3 separate regions of the Homo sapiens genome follow, and regions 2 and 3 are each linked to region 1. The links are chromatin loops, found by intact Hi-C in ENCODE. Cell type or tissue: PC-9. All regions are shown on one strand.

What was found. Peaks named below come from ENCODE experiments on the same cell type or tissue, not always from the same donor. Only the 100,000 strongest peaks of a DNase experiment are listed, where the experiment ranks them.
Region 2: it touches region 1 in a loop (6-fold over the local background); 2 of 110 quality-filtered maps call a loop at or near these places.
Region 3: it touches region 1 in a loop (4-fold over the local background); 2 of 110 quality-filtered maps call a loop at or near these places.

What each region holds. Positions count from the first base shown.
Region 1 is chr14:61,747,785-61,755,784 of GRCh38, reverse strand. HIF1A (hypoxia inducible factor 1 subunit alpha) reads right to left here. Exons shown (of 15, transcript NM_001530.4): 15 at 7,527-8,000. HIF1A-AS3 (HIF1A antisense RNA 3) reads left to right here and starts at 4,688. Exons shown (of 3, transcript NR_144368.1): 1 at 4,688-4,900. HIF1A-AS2 (HIF1A antisense RNA 2) reads left to right here and starts at 6,696. Exons shown (of 1, transcript NR_045406.1): 1 at 6,696-8,000. RefSeq lists enhancers at 1-404, 1-800, 405-906 and a silencer at 4,357-4,666. In PC-9, no CTCF peak of the experiment used is centred here; DNase peaks (open chromatin) are centred at 544, 2,974, 4,714, 5,714 and 2 weaker places; H3K4me3 peaks cover 5,001 bases; H3K27ac peaks cover 7,720 bases.
Region 2 is chr14:61,522,881-61,530,880 of GRCh38, reverse strand. It overlaps PRKCH (protein kinase C eta), which reads right to left. Exons shown (of 14, transcript NM_006255.5): 11 at 1,668-1,806; 12 at 286-474. Among named protein-coding and RNA genes, the nearest start is that of PRKCH-AS2, 19 kb to the left of the region's middle. RefSeq lists an enhancer at 5,364-5,513. In PC-9, a CTCF peak has its summit at 4,652; DNase peaks (open chromatin) are centred at 3,840, 4,290, 5,330, 6,230 and 2 weaker places; H3K4me3 peaks cover 3,169 bases; H3K27ac peaks cover 6,214 bases.
Region 3 is chr14:61,922,768-61,930,767 of GRCh38, reverse strand. All of the region lies in intron 1 of SYT16 (synaptotagmin 16), which reads right to left. Among named protein-coding and RNA genes, the nearest start is that of SYT16, 110 kb to the right of the region's middle. RefSeq lists an enhancer at 1-556. In PC-9, no CTCF peak of the experiment used is centred here; DNase peaks (open chromatin) are centred at 3,037 and 3,547; H3K4me3 peaks cover 3,143 bases; H3K27ac peaks cover 4,053 bases.

The sequences.
Region 1 (8,000 bases):
TTTTGTGGTTCTGAGATTTATTTTCCTTTCATAGAGTAATGAGCACAGGAGTAATGAGCAGAGGCTGGAAGAGTTTGAAGGGCTCAGAAGACAGGAAGATGAGGGAAAGTTTGGAATTTCCTAAAGACTGGTTAAATGGTTGTGACCAAAATGCTCATAGTCCTCTACTGGGATTTGGGAGAAGAAGGAGCCCCATCTTCTTGGCCATACCCACCTGTGTGGAACTTTCCTCAAGGTGGGCAAGGTGGTAGAAGCAGCAAGTCATGTGAGGCATGAGTGGCATGTGAGGCATGAGTGGCATGTGAGGCATGAGTGGCATGTGAGGCATGAGTGGCATGTGAGGCATGAGTGGCATGTGAGGCATGAGTGGCATGTGAGGCATGAGTGGCATGTGAGGCATGAGTGGCATGTGAGGCATGAGTGGCATGTGAGGCATGAGTGGCATGTGAGGAGTGGCATGTGAGGCATGGTACTTGAGAGTACCTCTGACTAACTATTGCTGTTCTTACCAAGATGTAGTAGATTTTCTTGAATAAACAGTTCTTCATTTGCTGTATAACCTTTGGGCAGTTTCAATAAACTTTAAATGGTTGTTTTTAAAGTGCTTCACCAGTTACAGTTGTTTCATGGGGAGTGAGGCCACAGAGCTCTTTAAGCTGCCATTCTGCTAGGTATGCATTTAAAGGCATAACTCCTATCTTCAGGTTGCTCATCATTTAGTACAGAACAATTCACTTCAAGTACATAAGTACAATTTTAGTGTGATTAATACCGTGCAAGAGTTAAACACCACACAAAATGGGAACACTGAGGAGAATCTCCTAATCCAGTCCCTGAGAGGATAGGCTTTCTAAAGTAGAAATGAGTTGTGAAAAATGCAGGAAATTAAGGAGATGAAGATGAAATAAGAAGGGTGTTGCAGACACAGAGAGAAAGCAACTACAAAGGACAAAGAGGTCAGAGAGCGTGTTAGAAGGTTACATCACTGGGACACAGGACGCAAGGGAAAGAAGTTAGCAGAATTTGGACAAATAGGCAAGAGGTCTCAAGGCCTGGAATGCCTTGAGTTGGAAGATTTTTCTCCCTGGATTTCTCAGTGCTCCTGAACCGTTTGAGTAAAGGATAACTAGATATCAATCTTAAAGAAGAAAATTCGGAAGAGATCTAGAGACTTCTCTCACTTGGAACCATTTATTTACATTCCAAGGTGGTAAAGGAAAATTAAAGACCTGCCCTTTCTCTCTCACTATGATTATGTTATTTCTATATTTCAAATGTTCTCAATGGGAACAGTATAATGAATGTAAAACAGTAGTTGTCCTTGGAGGTGGAGTGCCAAAGGACTTTACTTCTTACATAATTCATTTCTGTATCTTTATAACATTTTACAAGGAATATGATTACTTTTGTTAACAGGAAAAAAGTAATTTTAAAATTTAGTAGCTATTGGCCGGGCACAGTGGCTCACTCTCGCCTATAATCCCAGCACTTTGGGAGGCCAAGGCAGGTGGCTCAGCAGAGGTCAGGAGTTTGAGACCAGCCTGGCCAACATAGTGAAACCCCATCTCTACTAAAAATACAAAAATTTGAGGCAGGAGAATCGCTTGAACACAGGAGACAGAGGGTGCAGTGAGCCGAGATCGTGCCACAGTACTCCATCCTGGGCGACACAGTGAGACTCAATTTCAAAAAAACCCACAAAAACCCAAAAACCAAAATAATGGGTACACTTGTGTGTGTGTGCGTGTATGTAGAGGTACAGCTGAAAAAAAGATCATCCATGAGTTGACCCCTGTTAAAGCTTGCACTGTGGGTGATATTGTGATGACACACAGATGTCTCAGGAATGAACCACTTACTCTCCAAGCTGCTGGAAGTGCAGCAGAAGATGGTCTTCAGCTGTCAGCCCTTTCTGGGGATTGTCTCAGGTGAAGAAACCTGCCTTACTAAAGGTCATGTCTCCTGGGGGCAGCCCACATCAAGGGACTGATCAGTGTAGGGGTGTAAAGGCCTCCATACTCCCTGTAACTTGGGACAAGTCTCAAGGGCTATTGCAGTTCCAGAGCTCCCCATGTGGCTGCTAAAGGCTTTGTTGGGACTGCTCCTCAGCTGTTTCTCCCTCTGCCTACTTCTGTTCTTTCTCTTCCACATGTGTTGAAAAGCACTCCCCAATAAATCACCTGAAATCTCCATCTCAGAGTCTACTTCCCAGAGAACACAAATTGCAAAGACACTTTGGCATCATTATAGTCTCTTTACTTTTGTACATGTTCAAGTTTCCATAATTATAATTTAAGAAAAGCAAAGGACTGTGTCAGACTATATATGGTAGATAAGGGAGTAGTGACAAGTGACCTCTAGGGTTCTGGTTTCAGACTGAATGGTGCCATTCCTTGAGCAGGAGATGCAAGAGGAGAAGCCATTTGGAAGACAAATAAGGAGTTAATTTTTGACATGCCAAATTTGGGGCGCCTGCGGGGAGCACCCTGGGCTGGAGACGGTGATTATCAAGCTGGAGACAGTCCATGAAAAGGAAAGGTAACGGTGGCTTGGAACATCTCAAAGGGCCAATAAAAACTCTATTTAGATTTCAACTGTGTTTGCACAAGTACAGTTGAATTTGTGAATACCTCACAGAATGGGAATTAACTGCACCCTTGATAGCAGGCACCATATTCTAGAATATTTATATCACCTAGAGGTCTTAGAATAATATCTTGTACTCACTCAACACTACTCATTGATTGAATGGATCTCCCTGGAAGAGCTAGAAAATGGTTCTGTTCCCCACTTTGTTCCTCTGATCATAATTCTTCTCTAGTCTCTGACACACCTGAAATCCTCTCCACCTTGGATCATGTGTGAGTTGTTTTTGCGCATGCAGAGTGGAAGGCTTTAGGACGGATCAAAGATGAGTCAGATGGGAACCATGCTCTGAAGAAACTAAGAGTTTAGTACGAGGGATAAGACATGCAAAAATTATAAGGTTAAAAAAAGAGAAGTGAGAAAGCTAAAGAGGAAGTGATAAGGAAATTCACAGGAATGATAAATATTTGCAGTTGGGAAAACTCTAAGTAAGAGGCAAAGGCTGATGCAAAGTACCTCCCAGGCTGTATTGGCTCCTTTCTAATTTTCCGTATTTGTAGCTCACTTTCTTTAGGTTTTTGCTTTAATATTCTACCAGCAGATTAGGGAGTCAGGCAACAGTTTATGACTTCTGTCCAGCTTGTTTCTGTACGCCTATGAAAGATTTTGTCATAGCAGTTGTATGTAGAACCGTTTTTAAAAATCCATTTCAGAGGAAATAATATTATCCAGTCATATTTGGAAAGGATCTCTACATAAAACAGGGTTTTTAATGTTAATATTTCAAAGATCTTTAAAATTAGATTTTACTTCACAGAATCCTAATCTACTTGTCTGACTTTACACAGTGTTTCTCTACTTTGTAAAAAGCATGACCCTTTGTGATAAATATTACAGCCCCACCAGCCTGCTCTCTTCTATGGAAAATTGTCCATCTATAATGATTATGCATCCGTAGGACCAAAAGAATTATGGCACTCTCATTAAAGGGCACCTCCCTGATTAGACACGAACACACACACATATGATAAGTGAGGCTACAGATCAGTTTTTATTAGTAAAAAAGTATCTAAAACACCTCAACTACTTTTGAAAAGTGTACCTTTGCTTTCTATAAAATGCTATTTGAGGAAACCACAAACAATGAATTTTCCTGAAGGAAACAAATGAAAATAAAATGTAAAATGTAGTGAGCTGTGGATATGCAGAGGCGAAGTTATTTATTCTAAATACCTGGCTTTGTACTTTATAATACATTGTGCAATCTGAACATACCAATTATTACAGAGATTAAGGCTCCAAGCTTTTTCCGTACTCTATACACTCATCTCCCTTCTGTCCAACAAGATTATCTTCTCCCAAAGGATTCTCAATAGCTGGCATACAATAAAATCAAAACAGTAAAAAGCCCAAAAAACCACCCCCCACAAAACCACCAAAATAAAAACGGCACCAAGTGGGATAAAGTTTCGAGATCCTTAACTAGGCATATCTCAACGTGCTTTATTTAAAATAAACGAACTCTTTGAGTGCCTTAAGAGGAATATATTTAAATAAACATAGAACTCCTCTATTTTTGATTAGATGTCTAATTTTTTTTAAAAAAGTATTATATAACTAACCACTATCCAATCTGTTAGAACTCAACTTTTTCTATTCTACAAAGAAAAAGCTTCATACCCCAAAGCATTTGCTTGGGAATTTCGGGAGGCAGCTCTTCCGCAATACATCAAGTCCCATTCGCCCACGCCCCCCCCATCTAAAAAACAAAGTTTGGGGAAGCACTAGGCTTCCGACTTTGACAAGTCCCAGAAGACAAAGCCCAGGGCTGACCCCCCACGCCTGGCGCCGCCCGTTCGCAGGCCAGGAGCGGCCAGGGCCTCCCGCATGCGCTCCCACACGTACGCGCAGCGGGCAGCAGCCACCCCACAGCGTACACGAAAGTCGCCTTGCGCGGCTGGAGCCCTGGAGCCCACGGCCGGGGCCGCGGGCGGGGCCCGGGACTGCGGTGCTGCGCCCGAGCACGTACTGAGGCGTGGCCTGCCGCGCGCCGGGCGGGGCTCGGGAAGTTTCTCGGGTTGGCTTGGGTTTCGCATCCTCATCATGTAGCGCCAGCCACACCAGGAACAGAAGGGTGCCGGGTACCTTCCGCATGCTTGGTATTCTCCCCGCGGGGCTCTGACCGCTGCCGCTCTCAGGCACCTGTCTTTCCTCTCCGTCCCAGAATGGAGCCAAGACAAGGGAATAAACGAAATTCAATAGTACACGGAGATCGGGTGTCTGGGCAGCGTCTTGGAAAAACTATCCACTACAGGTAAGAATAAAAATTATGTCCAAACCTCTGAAAGGTGTGAACACATCAAAGCTCCAGAAGGCGTTCATAGGAAGGTTTATGGTAAAGTATAACTTTTATCCTACAGGGAGACTATTTTTGTATCGAATTCCACTAATTTCACTATTTCTCTGTAAAATAATCTGGGACGACAGGTTCATCTCTATTTAAAGGAACGAAATGTGAGCAAAGTGGTTAGTGGAAAACTTAAAAAAAAAAAAGTAAAAGTTTTTTTCTTTACATTTTTGTTGGTTCCAGCTGGCAACACGTTTGCAAAGGTTTTATTTAACCAAATCTTAATGTTGAAAAAAAGAAAAAAAGAGGATTCTTTACTCTGCAACTTGTTTTAGGTATTGCTACTTAAACATTTTGAACTTTTAGATTAAGTTTCTACAAAGCGAGTAATTTTAAGTTCATCTTTTCTGTACAGAGGCTTCTAGGAGGAAAATAAGATTTGGAATGATAATCGTGAGGTTATAAAAACTTAAACATATCTATTATGCCATTAAGTCAAAACAGCTCTGGGAAAAAATACCATACATTGATACAGTCTTTTATAGTTTGTGCTTTCCCATTCACTACCTTGTTAATTTGAGTTAATGTCTCCATAACTGGATATCTCAATCTCTAGTTCAAATTCAGAACCCACTAAATGGCACTTGAAAACACTTTTATTCATTTCTATTTATGCCCTGCCACTCCTCTTAGGACATTCCCTCAATGTTATGTGATCTCATTACTTTCAAGTGACATCGGATCCTCAGTTTTCCACACCTCCATTGCCGCCTTCTGTTTGCTATTTAAACAAACAGTTAACAATGGAGAAAAGGGTATGTTCAACTGGATTGGCTAGCACTGCAGGGTGGTTAGCTCCATGGACTTTGGAGTCACTCATGGCCACCTCAAAAGCTCCGAGCCTTAGATCACTTCTTCAAGACTATATACTGTATAGATATACTCCTCCCTTATCTGGTACTGCTATGAATGAACTATATATAGCATTTAGATCTCAAATGAAGATTTACCCAAGCTCTAAAAGTAATAGATGGCAGACCAGAAATGTAAGCTTAAGTCTCCTGACTCTAAAGTCAAACTTAGAACAAACTTGGTTTGTTTTTTAATGATACTGCATTAAAAAAATTAAAATAGCTTTATTCTTTTTCTCCTGTATTTTTATGGAATAGCTACATTTCTTTTATACTCAGAACATACATTCTCATTTTTCTGGGTTATGAGTATAAAAGAAATACAGCTGTTTCATAAAGTAAGGATTATAGTTGCCAGGGTTGGGTTATAAGCCTTGGACAAAACCATTATGAAGAAATTTGTGACGGTGCATAAAATTGGGAAGGGCCAGTTCTGCTATTCCGTAGCTTAAAGCACTCCAAGGAGCTTGTTGTCTTAGTGACTGAGCAGTGGGTAAGTACTTGCTTCCTTCCAGCTGTACTGTCCTTTAACGTGGCTTTCCCTTCTCAATGCTTTCAGAAGTCATTTTCCTGAACTCCTGGTCATTACATAATCTGCTTTTACAAATAGTTTTCAACTGAAGCTAATTTGCTATACAAGAATAATTTTTTGTTTTGTGACCTGTGAATACTAAGCAACCACTTTATTCTAAAATACCACTTCTAGTATACTACTATCTGTAACTAAATGTTGAAGCACTTTGGGTCACAGTGTTTGTGCTTAAGTATACCTGTGCCCCCCCCCCCCCCAAATTTTGCACTGAATCTTAGTATTAACTTTTGTTCCAAAATTTTCATATAATTGTAATCACTGTCCTCCATTGTAAGATAAAAAGAGCTACCTAAGAGATCTGTGGCTCAGTTCCTTTTGTTCAGTATATATACCTCAGGGTAAAGGACCTAAGGCTCTGGCACTTCCTACATAATTTGTTCATAAAAATAATTTTCTGTACCTGTAGGTGCAGGGATTCATAGTGATTTTTCTGTTTTAAAAAATATCTTTCTACACTGTCTGATTTTTAAAAATGAGATTATCAGTATAAAAGAAATACAGCTATTTTGTAAAAGAAAAATACAGGAGAAAAAGGATAAAGCTACTTTGTTTTAAAACGCAGTATCATTAAAACAAAAACAAACCAAATTTGTTCTAAGTTTGACTTTAGAGTCAGGAAACTTAAGCTTACATTTTTGGTCTGCCATCTATTACTTTTAAAGCTTGGGCAAATTATTCATTTGAAGTCTAAATTTATTAATCTGTTAATGGGAACAGATTAGAAATCTTCAGAGAAGCTCTAGCCTTTGTAACATTGTGACTATAATGCTGAGAACTGCTTCACTCATCCCATTCATATTTTAAAAATACTAATATTTTGTGTTTGAGCATTTTAATAGGCTCAGAAACTTAAAAATGATGTTTCTTTTCTAACAACATACTCTTTTCAATGGGATATTATGGTTGTTATTATTTAACATGACATTTAGGGACTCAACATACATTAAGGTGATGGCACTAAGATAAATGTAGAAATAACCAGTACCATGTAATTTTCATAAGTGCTTAAATTGTTGGTAAACAATTTTATGAGTTGGAGGTGTTGAAGCAAATATTATTAATATTTGAACATAAAAGCTGATCAAAGGGGCCTGGTCCACAGAAGATGTTTATTTGATGTAACAAAACAATACAGTTAGTGTTAGATCCAACCACAAAGAGCAAAAGGAATGAAAAATTTGTACAATGTACATAGAAAAAACAAGATATTTACTGTGACAACTATATATTCCTAAAATAATGCTTCTAAAATTACTCAATTATTGAAATCTACATGAAAAAAAGGATGTTAATAGCGACAAAGTGCATAAAATCAAACATTGTATTTTGAGCAAATTAACATACTAGGCAATTTTGCTAAGAATGCATGATTTTTTTTTTCTTGTTTACAGTCTGCTCAAAATATCTTTATACCAACAGGGTAGGCAGAACATTTAGGTTTAATATCAGTTACACAATATTAGCATAAACTTCCACAACTACATAGGGTATTGTTTTCTTTTGAGCTGGCAAAGTGACTATAGAAACATCAGATGATTTCTCTGAATTGAGAATTTTATCCAAA
Region 2 (8,000 bases), 220 kb after region 1:
AACTAAAGTTACGAAGTGCTAGAAATACTTGCTATTTGGCAAACAAAGTTATCAAGGGCTATTGAAATTGACCCCAAAATAACTACTGCATAAGAGAGGGTCTATTGCATAAGAGAGGGTAACAGCCTGACAGAACTCTGGTTCTTTGATTCTTTAGATTAGAACAATACAAATTTTAGTTAGAGCTAGTGGTTTACTGGTGGGAAGTACTGAAAAGACTCAAGCAGCACATGAAACAAGCTGGTTTGCAATACATCAGAAGCTAGCTGGGTAAGCCAAACTTACAGATTTTAGGATCCCTGTGGCATCTTCATGGAGCCAGGTAGGGTAGACCACCTCATCATTCAGTATGGCCTCAAAGAGGTCATCTTCGTTCTCTGCCTCAAAAGGCGCGTGACCACAGAGCATCTCATAGAGCAACACGCCCATTGCCCACCAGTCTACTGCAGGCCCGTACAGCATTTCCTGGAGGATCTGTGCAAAGGGGGCAGCGTGAGAAGGTGGTTCATACATCAGATTAACAAATGTGTTCTTCATAACTAGGGAAATTGATGCATTAGGAAATATCAAAGTTTTTTTAAAAAAGTCTCCTGTGCTAGCAAGCGTATTTCATTCCATTTCTACAGAGTGGTCTGTTTTCCCTGTGGTCAACTCAGAGGTGCCTTCTCATCTAGGTGAGCAAATATTTATGGCCTGATTGGGCCACTGTGATGGGCTCGTGCAGATCCCAAACAGAAAGGGTTCTGGAAATATATCAGTCTGGAAAAAAAAGGGGACTGGGTTCACTCACTCATACGGGAAGGATTCAAGGATTCAAGAGCCTTTCTTTAGTTCTGCTAAATGACGCTGAAATTAAATCACTAAGTAGAGACAAAAAGGAAAATAAATAGCCATGAATGGCGTACACTTTGTCTTCATTTAGGGCTAAAGCCCAAAGCAACTGCAAAGTTTACATATATATATATATTTTTTTTTATTATACTTTAAGTTTTAGGGTACATGCGCACATTGTGCAGGTTAGTTACATATGTATACATGTGCCATGCTGGTGCGCTGCACCCACTAACTCGTCATCTAGCATTAGGTATATCTCCCAATGCTATCCCTCCCCCCTCCCCCCACCCCACCACAGTCCCCAGAGTGTGATATTCCCCTTCCTGTGTCCATGTGATCTCATCGTTCAATTCCCACCTATGAGTGAGAATATGCGGTGTTTGGTTTTTTGTTCTTGCGATAGTTTACTGAGAATGATGATTTCCAATTTCATCCATGTCCCTACAAAGGACATGAACTCACCATTTTTCATGGCTGCATAGTATTCCATGGTGTATATGTGCCACATTTTCTTAATCCAGTCTATCATTGTTGGACATTTGGGTTGGTTCCAAGTCTTTGCTATTGTGAATAATGCCGCAATAAACATACGTGTGCATGTGTCTTTATAGCAGCATGATTTTCTTTTTTAACTCAAATTCTTATTAGAGGGACTTAGGCCATTTTCAGCCATCATTCACCCAATGAGCCATAAATGAGTCTAGAGGTGTCGGCTCTAGACACCTTTCAATGCTGCCTCCAAAGCTGCAGTGCATAAAAGCAGCCAGTGGCATTTCTGGTCAGAGTTACTGGAGAGCTCAGATTTCAGAGCTGCATCAAGCAGCTGCACTCACCTCTGGAGCGATATAGTCTGGCGTGCCACAGAATGTGGCCGTGGTGACACCATTGCAAATCCCCTCCTTGCACATTCCGAAGTCTGCCAGTTTACAGTGACCCTCGTGGTCCAACAGGACATTGTCCAGTTTCAGATCTCTGAAAGATACAAAGAGCAGCACGAGATAGGGCAGCCAGACCCCAAACCATCCACCTCTCAGAATGGGCACACACACACACACACACACACACACACACACGTGCGGCCACATGCGGCCGCATGAGCTTCCTGTACACACGTCAAAAGGAACAAACTTCTCTGTGCTATCTGGATGACACATTTAGATCAAGTCTCAGAACTTGCCTCATGGCTCCAAGATGATGCGCCCATTAAGAATGGGCTGACCACAGGAAAATGTAGGCTGTCCTGTAAAAACGGAGGGCAGAATGTGGCTTTTCTAGGCTTTCCACTTACCTCATACTCAGCCTATACCCCATCCTCCACTCTAGCACCCATCTCTACCCATCGGAGTCAGAATGAACACCCATAGGGGAGGTGGCCACTGTGTGCCCGGGGTGGTGACAGGCACTAGGAGTACAGCTGATCTTCATCTGCAAGGAACTCACAGTGTAATGGGAGACAAATATTTGCTAGGCTAGAAGCTCCATGACGGCGGGGATTGTGTTTATGCGGTTCACCATTATGCCTGGCGCCATTATGCCTGGCATAATGTACTTAAGAAATACTTGTCGGCTGGGTGCCTGTAATCCCAACACTTTGGGAGGCTGAGGCAGGCAGATTGCTTGAGTTCAGGAGTTTGAAACTAGCCTGGACAACATGGGCAACATCCCAACCTACGAAAAATACAAAAATTAGTTGGGCATGGTGGCATGCACCTGTAGTCCCACATACTTGGGAGGCTGAGGTGGGAGGATTACTTGAGCCCAGGAGGTTGAGGCTGCAGTGAGCTGAGAGTGCATCACTGAACTCCAGCCTGGGCGACAGGGTGAGACCCTGTCTCTAAAATGAAAAGAGAAGAAAGAAATACTTTGTGTGTGTGTGTGTGTGTGTGTGTGTGTGTAAAACAAATAGATATATATTTCATATACAGACAGACACACACACACACATGGACAGGATAGACCAGGAGGGGTGGGGAGGGGGAACACACCAATTGCTGTATCATCCTAGTGGCACGATGAAGGTATGAACCAAGTGCTACGAGAGAAACATAAGAGAGAACAATTCCTTCTAGTGGGAGGAGAGAGAGACAGCCTCACAGCAGAAGCAGAAATTGAGCTGGGTCTGATAGCATGAGTCAGAGTCTCCCAGGCAGAGAAGGGGAGTGAGAAGGCCGCCATGGACAGGCGGATGGGGCAGGGACACGGCAGCAAGCCCAGCAGTATGGCTGTGCAGGTGGACTCAGAGAACCCTGGGTATGGTGGAGGAGGCTGAGGGGCGGGCAGCACAGGACAGAGGAGTGCTGGGGCCATGAAAAATCTCAGGGCTACAGAGGAAAGTTAAGTCCTTCAAACCATGAAGGGTCCTGAATGTCACACGAAGGAATTTTGATTTTTACATATTAGGCAAAAGGAACTCATTGATGCTCCCTCATTAAGGGAGTAACAGATTCCTGGCTGGACAAGAAAAGATCAGTTGGGGGAGGCTGAAACCGTCCAGGGAAGAGATGTTAAGACCTGAACCAGGACAGTGATGAATGGAATGGAAAATAAGGAGTTAGTCAGGGGAAAGGAAGCAGGGCTTCGGTGAAAGCAAAATCAGTAATAAGGCTTGATAATCACTTAGAGATAGACGGATAGAGAGAAGCAGCAGAAATGATGACTTCTGGGTTTGTCTTAAATCCAGTAGGTTTGTGGGGATGTTAATCAGGAAAAGGAAAACCAGAGTGAGAACAGGGTTTGTTTGTGGGTACCCCAGGTGCACAAGAAGCCTAGATTATGGAGACTGGTTGAAAGCATTTCCACCCCTCCTCCAATCCCTAAGAGCAAATTCATGTGGAAGGAAGTGAATATTCAGCAGCAGGATTGTTTGGTAAAGAGTCCTCAAGGTCGGCAGGAACATGGCCATGTACTGATAAAGCTGTCTGTAAATAAAAGGCAGTGCTCTCTTAAAAAAACCCGCTTCCCAGCACAAGCACCTGGTTGTCCTGTTGCCACCCATACCCCAGGGCACTGTTACAGAGGGAGGGTGGCATTGCTAGCCTCACAGGCACAGTCTAGACTGGACAGAGCAACAGCTTGGCCTTTTGGGTGAGACATTTACACTTTGGTTTTTAAAGGAACAATATGCTCAGAGGCAACCCACATAGGCTGATCAGTGACAAGGAGGCTGCAGGTCACGGGGGGGATGCTAGGTGGCCTGGAGCTTTGTGGTTAACTGCCATTGTGGGAGGCTGCCATGGCCTTGGGCCGCCTGGAGCCCCCCTCGCTGTGGCGTCTCCTCAGTGGCTGCAGCTGACTGCTCTTTCTGGAGTGCCATATTCACTGTGGGTTGTGTCAGGGCACTCGAGGTTCTATTTTCTTGCCTCAGTGTGAGAATCAAGGTCTGTTGGCCTGCATGGCCCAAGGCAAAAGGTTGGTCTCTGTCCAGCCTGGATCACGTTGCTGGCTTGGAGGAGGTAGGTGATGACAGAACTGGCATGACTGGTTTCCACACGCTGTCCTGTGAGTTGATACAGCCTGGCCATACAGGTCTTACAGAAAATGGCCACTAGAAAATGCCCAGGAATGGAAACCAAGTCTGGTATTCCAGGAATCCCCAATAAGTGTGGTTAAAGCAGCAAAGCTTTCATGGCACAGATCAATGGAACATAGAACAGACTTCTCTGCTCTTAGTAGCAGCCTCCCCGGGTGTCAGGGGCATAAGGCAAAGGCATGCTGAGTACCTGTGCACCCACTTCAGCGAAGCAAGCTTTCTGTGTCTCTAACCCAAACCCAGTCCTGGCTCCAAATCAGCCCTTCTCCACGCAGAATCCCATGTCCCATATAAGTGACTGTTTTCAGTGGGCTGATTTGTGGAAGCTGCTTCCTCCCCTGGCCCCACCACATAAATACAATATGAGCACAGCCAGTTTAACCTACAAAAGGTTGCAATCGTAGCAGCGCAGGACGGGAGCAGGGGTGAGGATGATCGTGGTCCTGCCCAGTGAAGGAGGCCACCACTCTCAGTTCTTCCACAAGTGTTTTCTGACTTGGGAGGCACTATAAGGCCTGGGTGCCTGGCTCCTCTGGGACTGCGGGCACACAGTAGAGAGGCGCCTGGCTGAGGTTAGACACACTAGTCTGCAGCCCCAGGAGAGAGCACGGCCGGGGGGACAAAGCCCATGAGCCCAGCTTTATCGACACTGTGTCCTAGCCTGACAAGCCAGGCCTGTGTGGACCTGAGCCCAGAACACTATCACTCACATTTCCAAACAAGGTCACTGAGTTTCTGAATTTTCCCGAAGCCAGTATGCCTGCTGAAGTCTTGGAAAGGATCTTCTTGGGCAACAGAAACAAGTGCTAACAGAAATCCAAAACGGTCTCAAGCGTTGACCCGCAGTTGCTTAAGAGCTTGTGACTAATGTCCCAGGTAAGAGGTCTGACTGCTTATTACTCAGCTGCTGTCATGGGCAGCAGGAATCGCGCAGGGAGAGAAAGTGCTGGGCCATCAGTTTTGTCAGTCAACTATTACAATCAGCTCTGCATGGGGAAGTCTTGGGACGCAGCTCTCAGAAGACGCAAGTGGGCAAGACAGGGATGTGACTCATCCTGGTCACAGGATGCCCGAGGCCACAAAGGCAGGTTAGACACCTTAATCCTGATTTCAATCTAATTTTAGGCATTCTCAGAACTGTATGAGCTGTAAAGGAAACGCCATGGCTGTTCTCATACCAAGTGCTATTTAATAAGACAGATCGCTCAAACTGGGATCCCAAGAGGGTTCAATTAAGAGCATAATGTAATTCCAGGCTACCAGTGCTGCCCTCAGCCCAAGTATCTCATACCTGCTCTATGAAGTCTGTCCTGATGTCCCCAGACAGTCATAGCAATATCAACTCTGCTCCTAGGGTGCCCAGTTTATACTTCTATGATAGCATACCCCGCACTGTATTCCAGAAGGCTCTGTCTGTGCACCTGTCTTCCTTCTTAGCAGCTCCAGCATGGTCCTGGCAGGAGGTGCTGACCAAAGGGATAAACAGAAGCATTTCAGATGGACCCCAATGGGACTGCCCTGGCCAACTCAGAGCCTATCTTATTTTTAGGGGATGGAAGGACACTCCATAAACTTTGCTCCAAAGTACTTAAACTTATAAAAAGCCACATGTTTTACCCCTTAAAGATAGACTCAAGAGGGAAAAGAAGAAACCTGAAATCAAAATTTAAATTCTTCTCTTTGATGAAGCTGGAGAAAGAAAGTGGTTTTGAAGGGTCAATTATTAAACAACGAGGACCAAGCAGAACACTTATCCTCATGTTGGCTTGCATCCAAACGGAAGAGCAGAACATGGAGAGGGTGACTCAAACAAAGCCAAAGATTATAGAGCCATTTACAGTCATGGTCAGCTTCCACTCTAAAGGGAAATCATGCCTTTATTTTTTTTAAAGCAAAAGAAGTCACCCTAAGCCTCCTGACTTTAGTTTGAAATATGCAGAGGTCAGTTTTTGGCTTAGGAGTACCTCAGCTTCCTATGCCAACATGTAACTCAGCAGCTGAACTTAACAAGGCTACACAATGAAGATTACAAGTTCATACAGGGCAGAGGCTCAAATACTAAAATGCCAAAACCACAGTTACCGGCTTGCCATTCATTAGCTCATTGAGCACCGGTATTTAATAGCTACAGCTTTTGTCATGCAAGCATAGAAGGGTAGAAAGAGTTATTCTATCCTCTGTGCTTGTCTGAAAGCTACATTGTTCTTGCTGGGTAATCAGGGTTACTTAAAATGCCCACAGTAGTTTCAGAGAGAATTCCCAAGTGATTGAAGACAAAGGAGATTCAGAAATTGGATTTATTTTGTTTCCACCATAAGCTATCCTGAGAGTAATAAAACAGATTGACATGAGTCTTACTGCTTAGATCACTAGAGTCAGTTACTCTTCCAAAAGAAATAAAGGAAAGCGAGTTGAGAGCTGGCTCCTTGAACAAGAATGAATCTAGGAGGCTATTTATATGAACTATTTTTAACATATTTTTCAACTTTTATTATGGGAAATTTCAAAACAGACAAAAGTAGGGAGAATGACACAACTCCCATACTGATCACACAGCCTCGGCACCTGCCAATGCACGTCCAAACATGCTCCCTCGCTACATCGACTCCCTCCCTCCCTGATCCATCTTTTATCAGATTATTTTGAAACAAATCCAGGATATGAGCTATTTCATCTATACACATTTTAATATCTGAATCTCAAAGATAATAATTCTTTAATAGAGTACAACTTTGATACCCATTATCATAAAATACACAGTCAATTTATGATTGTCAGCATACTGCCATTTGTCTGTTGCTCATTTGGGGGTGGTGAGTCTGTGGGTCTGTCTAGAAAACCTGGAAAAAAGCTTTTGTGAATAACAAGAATAACAGTGTCTTCAGTGGTTAACATATACTGAATGTTCATCAAATGCTAAGTGCTTTATCTATATTCTTATTTTATCCTCAAAATAACTCTATGAAGTAGGCTCTACCCCAAGATTATATAGCTAGACAGGGGTAAAATCAGGATTCAGATTTACTTCTGCTCACCTCCAAGGCCTGGGCTTGTGACTTACTACACCAGGCCCAATCCCTTCTATGTAGCAGTGTCACCGGCCAATCCCCCGGATAGATTGTTTCCCAAAAGGACTTTAATTGAAACAAGAACCACCTGAGGGAATCAATAAATATTCTAAGATGGCACTATGATAGAGGGATGTTTTATGCATATTACTATGAAATGCATAATCGAAATACTGCAAAGCAAGGTTTTTTTCTTAGCTTGTGCATAGAGTTCAATGGATTTTACAGAGTCCTTGAGGATACAGGCATAGGGGAGTGCACAGCAAATCTCTCAAGTGGTCAAATGTGCAGATCATTTGCTGCCTTCCACTGAGGAGGAGGAACTAGCATGTAGGTAAGTGTGAAAAGGGGGCATCTGCCAAGTGAGTGAATGTGGGTTATGGTCTTAATTTTAGAATAAAACTACTTAGGACTGGCTTGTGTTTTGAGTGCCTGGGTTTATACTTAAAGTTTTTTCAAAGCAAGATGGATTGTATTAAATGGGCAAAAGACTTTTGAAAAGTCACTGAATTAGCAAAAGCATAACATTTGGTTTCATCGTGAGTTAGACAGTAGTGCCATTCATGCAT
Region 3 (8,000 bases), 170 kb before region 1:
CGTCTGCTTCCCTCTTCCACTTGCATAGACTCGTAATTATATTGGTCCCACCTGGACAACCCAGCATGCTTTCCCTATTTAAAGGCCAGTTGATTAGCAAGTTTAATTACCCATTGTCATGTAACCTAACATATTCATGGGTCCTGGGGATTAGGATGTGAACATCTTGAGGGGATGTGGGGCACTATTCGGCCTACTAGAACCATTTAAAAATTATTACAGTGATCCAGATGAGAGCCAGAAGGATGGCAATGGCCAAAGGGAAGGGGTGGAGAAGGCAGTTCCAACAGATGTTAAGGTTGAAACTTCTAGGATTTGGTGGTGGTCAGATATGGAAAGTGACTTGCAGCCTAGCTGCCAGGTGACAGCTGTGACCCCTCACAGAGACCGGGAACACATGCAAAGGACCAGGTGAGAGAGGGAGATAATGTGATACACATGCAGAACCAGAGGTGCTCATGGGATGTCTGGGTACACACGGCTCTGTGAACAGGTGGTCTGGAGGGAGGACTGGCTGGAGAAAAAGAAATAGGAGACAGCGGCATAAAACTCATGGATGAAGTGAGAGATAGGAGCAGATCAAGCCATCTGCTCTAGTATGAATCACATGGAAAGAACAGAAAAGCCTGCCTTTATGAATATAAGCATCTTGTACTCAGCATCCACAGGTTTAGAAGCCCTAGATAAGATGTGAGCACCACATGGGTCAGGAAGGATTATTCTCAAGGTGGATTAAGCAAGCTGGCCCCTTCCTTGCTCAATTAAAGCCATAGGGAAAAGTGCCTTATGTTTCCATAGTTTTAAAGTACTTCTGTGACCTAAGCACACCATGTAACTGCCTTATATACAAATTGACCTAGTGAACTATGTGATTATGCAAAGGCTACACTCTATTTCAGCGGTCTTGCCCACTCTTTCAGTTTTAAAAAAAGGCAATTGAGCAACATTTAAAACCATATTTAAGCCATCAAAAGTTTTCAATCACCCTGATAACAAATTTTGAAACTCCTTTGCTATGATATTACCCTTTTAGAAACATGCGTAGAGAAAAATAAGAAAACCAATTTGATTACCCAAACTCAGCTTCCCACAACACATTCTCCAGAGACATCAATGCTCCAGCAATGCAGTAGAAACAAACATCTAAGATATTTCAGACATGCCTTCACTGTAAATTCACGGATCAAAGGCAAAAGAAAAAAGTTTTATCAATTTTGGTTTTGCCCAACTACTGCTTAAACAAGTATTCTTCCCTGAAACATTTAAAATCCAGAAAGAGGCAGCGGGGTGTTGCTAGGCACGACCGCCAGGTTAATATCCCTTGCACATCTTTTTGTGAATCTCTCCTCTTCACCTGACTTGTACGCATCCTCCCCTACAAACAACATAAACACTTTTCTCTGTTCCTGTCCATCTCTCTGTGTGAAACTTTATAAACACCTAGAATTGTATTTCATAAAATTTAAACAACTCAAACCTCCAGCGACTCCAACAGGGTTTTTCTAGTCGGCCAAACCTGAGGGGTTAGTGAGCAGCCTTGACCAACAAATTTCACAGAAGCTGCTCCACCAGCTGTTACAGAGATGCACTGAGCATAGCTAGATGAACTGACTACATCAAAACAGCCTGAACTGTCTTTACTAGTAATCCCCGGATCACTCTTCCTTTGGGCCTCAAAATGGAGAGAAAAACTGAACTAAGCCAGTGCTGAAGAGGTGAACCACCAGAAATGTGTTTAGCATGAGGATTTTTCATAGATATTTAGCAATGTTCTTGCTCCATGGTACAAAGTGAATTTTCCCCTGCACACAGGTTGTCACTAATGACTATGCACACAAGAAGTGTCAGGCTTGTGCCTACTAAATCACCTTTCTTCCTGCAGGAGATGGTGCTTTGGGACGTGCTTTTATCCATATTTATGTACTTATCCTCATTATCGTGTTCCTGAGAACAAGCTGTGTGTTATGCCCTAGCCTCAAAAGGAAGTAATGCTCAGTTCTTAACCCAGGTTATTTAAAAAATAACCAGACACCTCCGGTGTGCTTATGAACAGAAGAGTAGCCGATATCTACAGACTTAAGCCCCTCTAATAGCAAAGAAGCAAGCTCTGTAAATGAGAACAAAATGTAATTGCCACTGTCTGTTTCTGCCAATCCCAGAAGACTGGGCTTCTCACCTAGGTATAAAATTATCAGGTAAATGCCTGATCATGTTGCCATGGGATTTCTGATGACTAGAGATCACTAATCCTTCTACACACCCTCTCTGGACTAGGTATTCAGACACACAAAAAGGAAGCTTTACATAAGCTCACTTAGCTCAAAGACATATATGCCAAGGTCAAGACTATGTTAAAAGCTGAAAACAAGAACAAGAGAGCAAAATTTCAGTTATGTCCTTTTTTCCTGCCAATTGTTCCTCAGCAAACAGATTTCTAGCACCTACTTTCTTTAAGTAAGTGCCCCTGATGTCCATTCCTATCTCTTAGGAGGACAAAGCAAATCAATTCCACTGCAGCTCCAGTCAACATCCCTTCCCCACCTTCCCACCTCTAGCCTCTGTCTAGCTCCGCCTTTCAACCCCTCCATTTTCTATAACACTCAGGTGAACTCGTATGATACAGATCCATAAGGGGTTTGAACATGCAACAACAGAAGTCTCAATTTAAGAGAAAACAAATAGGTTAAATATCAAACTTACACCTATTACAGTTCTTGTACTATTTTCAAAGTAAACTAGCCCCTTCCCTCAGAATATCAAAGTTAGCCTGAGGACTGTTCAGAACAACCAACTTACCCAGCTCTCTGGAACTTTCACGACTGCAAAGCAAGTTAAACCAGGCATGATATTTCCTTGAGAAAGTTGATTCAATTGAGGCTACCTAGTACTTCCTGGAAAAGCACCTCCACCTCCCCTTCTGACACTAGGTTATTAACTTTTTTCTAACTCTAAGTCATAATGACTTCTTGCTCTCCTTGGAGTTAATAATACGTACCCCAACTGTGCAAAACTGCAGTTCCCACCTAGCAGGGGTAAAGGAAAGCCAGCTGCTTACTTGAGTGTGAGACTCACCAAAGGAATGTTTGCTAACGAGGAGGTAGAGAAACTGGTCTGACTCACCATGATAGCTATTACAACCTTCTGCCTTAATAATTTAATCATTTTTTAAAAAACACATAACCACCTGTTCAATGGCATTATTAGTTCTGTCTTTATGGAAAAAAAATTATCATCCTGATAAATTTGCTGCAAATTATTATTCATTTGCTGTCAAACTGTAAGTAATTATTCCCTTTAGGGAACAGATGTAATTTGCTGCCCTGACTAAACTCAGACTCTGGCCATAAATATTTTGGTTAATAAAAAAAGTGCTTTCTCTTATTTGTGCCTAAAGCTCCTACAATAAATAGCCAGTGCAGGATCACAGCTGGGATGCTGATGAAGACAAAATGCCTAGTCTCCTGTGAATATCGTAACCTGGAATAAAAATAGATTACTTCCCAAGTATTCATCACTCATTTTTTCACTGAATAGCTTTATAGAGCCTCAGGCTGAGATGAAGTCATGCTTCCTGGAATTTAAAACCAAGAGGGTCACAGAAGCTAAAAATCACTGCTTTTGCATAGGTAAAACTGTGAAGCCAGAGGCAATAGCTGGGCTGTTACTCTGTGAACACTAAAAAAGTGAAGTTATGTGGGATGAAGGACCACTGTTGCTGAGTTGTAACAGATTTTTAATTTTCCTGTTTCATACAGGAGGAGTCCTATAATTACAGCTGAGTCTTTGTTACAGGATTACTAATTAGTCTATTTCACCTAAGTAAAAAAGAAAACTAGTATTTTATTTTTGTACATGTTTTTAAAAAGCATAGAAACTCAGAGTTACAGAAGACCCCACAATAGTAGTTTTTATCTCTGGAGCTAAGGACACCCTCTGAAACTGAAAGCCCTGAACCCTCTACTGGCAGGGTGGGGGGTGAGGGGGAGGGGCCACACAAACGAAATTGTGTAAATATATTCATAGAATGTATTCATGTCCCCTTAAAATTCACCTAAAAAGCCCTTTGAGTTCCTCAAAGTCCAAGTTAAGAATTTCCACTTCAGAGGTAATATCTGGCCACTGCCTCAGTCCAATTCTCCCACGAGACCAATACAGAAAAGCAGTATCTCTTTCACATTATAGCTCTTTAAAGAGTCCAAGGTGCTGTCCTTCCAACTGACCTTAATTAAACATGATTTTTACACTCTTATTCTCCTGGTCATATGAGTTTCTTCCCAAAGCACAGAAGCAGAATGTTCTAGAAAATGAAGGAGCATGCCTTGAAGTGAGTTCCCCCATCACTCATTCCCCATACAGAGACTGAACTCTCACTAGCTAAGGGTGTTGCAGAGAAGATGCAAGAATCCAGACTAAACTATATTCATATGTCTGTCTATGTCCTTCATAGGGGTGGCAATAAAAACTAAACACTGTGTTTCCCATGAGTTTCAACCAGACAGAACACATACTCTTTGACTCTTTGCATTAATTTGGGCTGAGTAAACCTTATTTTTAGCCCTAAGAAAGCAAATTCCTTCTAGCATCTAATGTCTAGATTTTTTTGGAAGTCACAACTTGACTTCTATTGAGTTCTCAGTCTATGAAACCCCGATATCTCCCACACATATGCTGCTAAGTCATAGCACTCACCATTCCTGGTGACCATTTATTCATTTAGACCATATATTGTTATTGACAGCATGTCATGTACCAAGCATAATCCAGACATACAGCCAGGTTTAAGGCAGAAGAAGTCTCTGCCTTCACAGAGTTTACACAGTGGTCTTACACAATCTGAACCATGACCCTGGTCTTAGATTTTCCAAGTTTTCCTTTGGCTTTTACATTCTTGTGAAATCTCCACCTTTTCCTTGAGGGAAAAATACCACCAGTTGTGTGTAGGCCCCACACACAGCTTTCAGATAATTCTTCCAGGAATTCTCTCTCACCTTCAAGGTAAGAGATTCTGATTTATTCAATTTAGGTGAAAAGGGAGAGGAACATAATCATTGCATCATAAGATGTTAGAAGAAAATAAGGCCAAAACGTGAAAGATGGTCAAAATAAAGCCTAACCAGGAAATTTTCATAAGAGAACACATGTTCTCTGTACAAGGAAAACTGTGTATGCATTTCTAAAAATCTTAGAGAAGAAACCCCCTTTTTTGTACATTAATTACAATGAGACTAAGCAATGCTAGTTTCTGAAGTAATCTTGAAAAGTATTTGTTTTCTACATTTTAATGCTAAGAATATAATTAGCTACTTAAAAGCAAATGCTAATACACCATTTTGTGTCCACGTTGGACACTCTTTGCACAACACATGATTTGATACTAATCTATGCCAAGATTTTCCTCTACAGTCACAAATTAACTAAAACTGGCCACAGGAATTCCTTTCTTACTGCCAAAAAGCTCTCTTTTCAGGCTTAACACTTTCCAACCTCAGCATAAAGACCCATCCCAGGTGTAAATAGCTGAAAGGAGGGAAAGAGGGAAGGAAGAGAATTGAAAAAGCAATCGAAGAGCATCTTACCGTCAGAATCTATGCTAGGTTACCGTGCCAGAGACTGCCCCCCAGTGTTTATTCTGTCCTTCTTCCTTAGGAATAGAACAACCAGCATTTAGCTATGCCAATGGCTGTGCCAAATCAAGAGGGCGCTTCCCAGCACCTCTAACAACTGGATGAAACCATATAACTAAGGATTGGCAAATGAGATGCAAGTGTACGTTTTATAGGCAACTTTGAGATGTGTTAAAGATGGTGAAGCAATGAGACAGAAGCAGCCTGGGTCCCTAAGGATCAAGAAGCTAACACAATCACCCAAAACTAAAGTGCCTGTGAACTTTGCTTACATGATAGAGAAATAAACTAATGGTTAAAGGCACCATAATTTGGGGTTGTCTGTCACTTGTGGCTGAATTTAATCCTAACTGATACAGCAAATTTATTTAATCCATACACTATTTGTATTAGGTACTGTTCATCATTGCCATTTTACATAATAAGAAACTGAGGAATATTTCTGCTAGGTCTCTCATAAGCAAGAGGGTTTCATACAGGGAAAGAAAAACATGGTAGTATGAGAAAAAAAGAAGCACAAGTTGGTGCAATATGTAGCCGATAGCACTAACTAGATTGTCATCAAAGGTTTTTATACAGAATTTTGAGGGGTAGGTACTCGAACCAAGATTTCATTCAGGTAATTGATTTAATAATGAAAAGGAAATACACCCTCGTTCTGAATTCATAACACACTAGTTGTTTACATCCTAAATTGCTGCTGCTGCTACAAACACTTCTACTCTCTGGTTAAACTGCAATGAAGTTTCCAAGCCTTGCTTAACAATTTCATCTGAAAGACAACTCTAAACCTTACATATCCTAATGTGCTGACACCCAGGGATTATCTTGGCTCCAAGGTCTCATATACCCTCAAATAATCTCAGAGACCTGCCAACCATTAGGGGCTCTGGGGTGATTTGGTTTAATAATCTCAATAAATAAACTTCACCCAATTTAACCCCACCTTTTGTATCTCTCCATGCCCCCTAGCACAGTGCTGGGAGTAACCAAGTTCATCAAAAACAGTCATTTAAAGGGACTGTCTACTATGCAAGACTCACCACTTCAACTTTAATGTCAAAATAATTTCAGTGTCTCCATATCCCTTTCCTTTCATCCTGATTCAGCATAGATAGTAATCTTTCATGTATAGCACTTTGTATTAACTTCGCCTGAGATTTACCTTTTAAGGGAAACTATTCATTTCTGCAAACAAAAAAGACTGACAGCAGTCACAAAATACATTAATTGTGATCTTAATGAAGAATGTAGTCTTATAATCATTTTTGTCAACATGGTTTTGAAGGGAGGTCAAATTCCTGCTAATAATATGTTGGTTTTGAATCTTTATAAAGACATGACAGCATGATTTTCAAGAACTTTTTTTTAAAAAACCAAATACTAGATAATTAAGTTGTAACAGTCAAACCCCTAAACTCAAAATTCATTTCCATTTGTCTGGCACAGACATTTCACTGTACTACGTCCCAATAACTTCAGTAGGATGTTTAGAGGCTATAAATAAAGTTTCTCTCCAGATATTACTAGGGCGCCTATTTGGAAACAACTGTAAAACAAACAGCTTGAAATGTTTCCGCTCGCTCACTGGCCAAAACACAGGAAGGGATTGTCATCTAGTGGTGAGGTCAGGAAATAAGAGATTTGGGGAAGAGAGGTTTGGGGTTCCTGGAATGGTTGCTTGATTCTGTAATAAACCAAGCAGTAGAAATCAATACAATTTATCACCAAGAACAATGCAAGTCAAGCCACATGGCTGAATTTAGTCCTAACTGATACAGTGAATTTATTTAATCTATACACTATTTATATTAAGTAGTCTTCATCATTGCCATTTTACATAATAAGAAAGTGATGAATAATTCTGCTAAAAAAGGTAGAGAGAGAGAGTTGTTAAGTTGTATTGATCTACTTCTTATGAATGAGTTTGGTGCCATAGTTCCATAATTTGTAGCCCAAATAATTGGAATATTCTTTTGTTGCCCTAATAATTTTCTACATAATATTTATAAGAGCCATTCTCTTCCAGCCTGCCATAATGAGCAGAAAGAATAGTATACAAATAGGTCCACTTCATTTTTTTTTTTTTTTTTTTGAGACAGAGTCTTGCCCTGTTGACCAGGCTGGAGTGCAATGGCGTGATCTCGTCTCACTGCAACCTCTGCCTCCCGGGTTCAAGCGATTGTCCTGCCTCAGCCTCCTGAGCAGCTGGGATTACAGGCACCTGCCACTACACCCAGATAATTTTTTGTATTTGTAGTGGAGACAGGGTTTCACCATGTTGGCCAGGCTTGTCTCGAACTCCTGACCTTGTGATCGGCCTGCCTTGGCCTCCCAAAGTGGTGGGATTACAGGCGTGAGCTACCACGCCTGGCC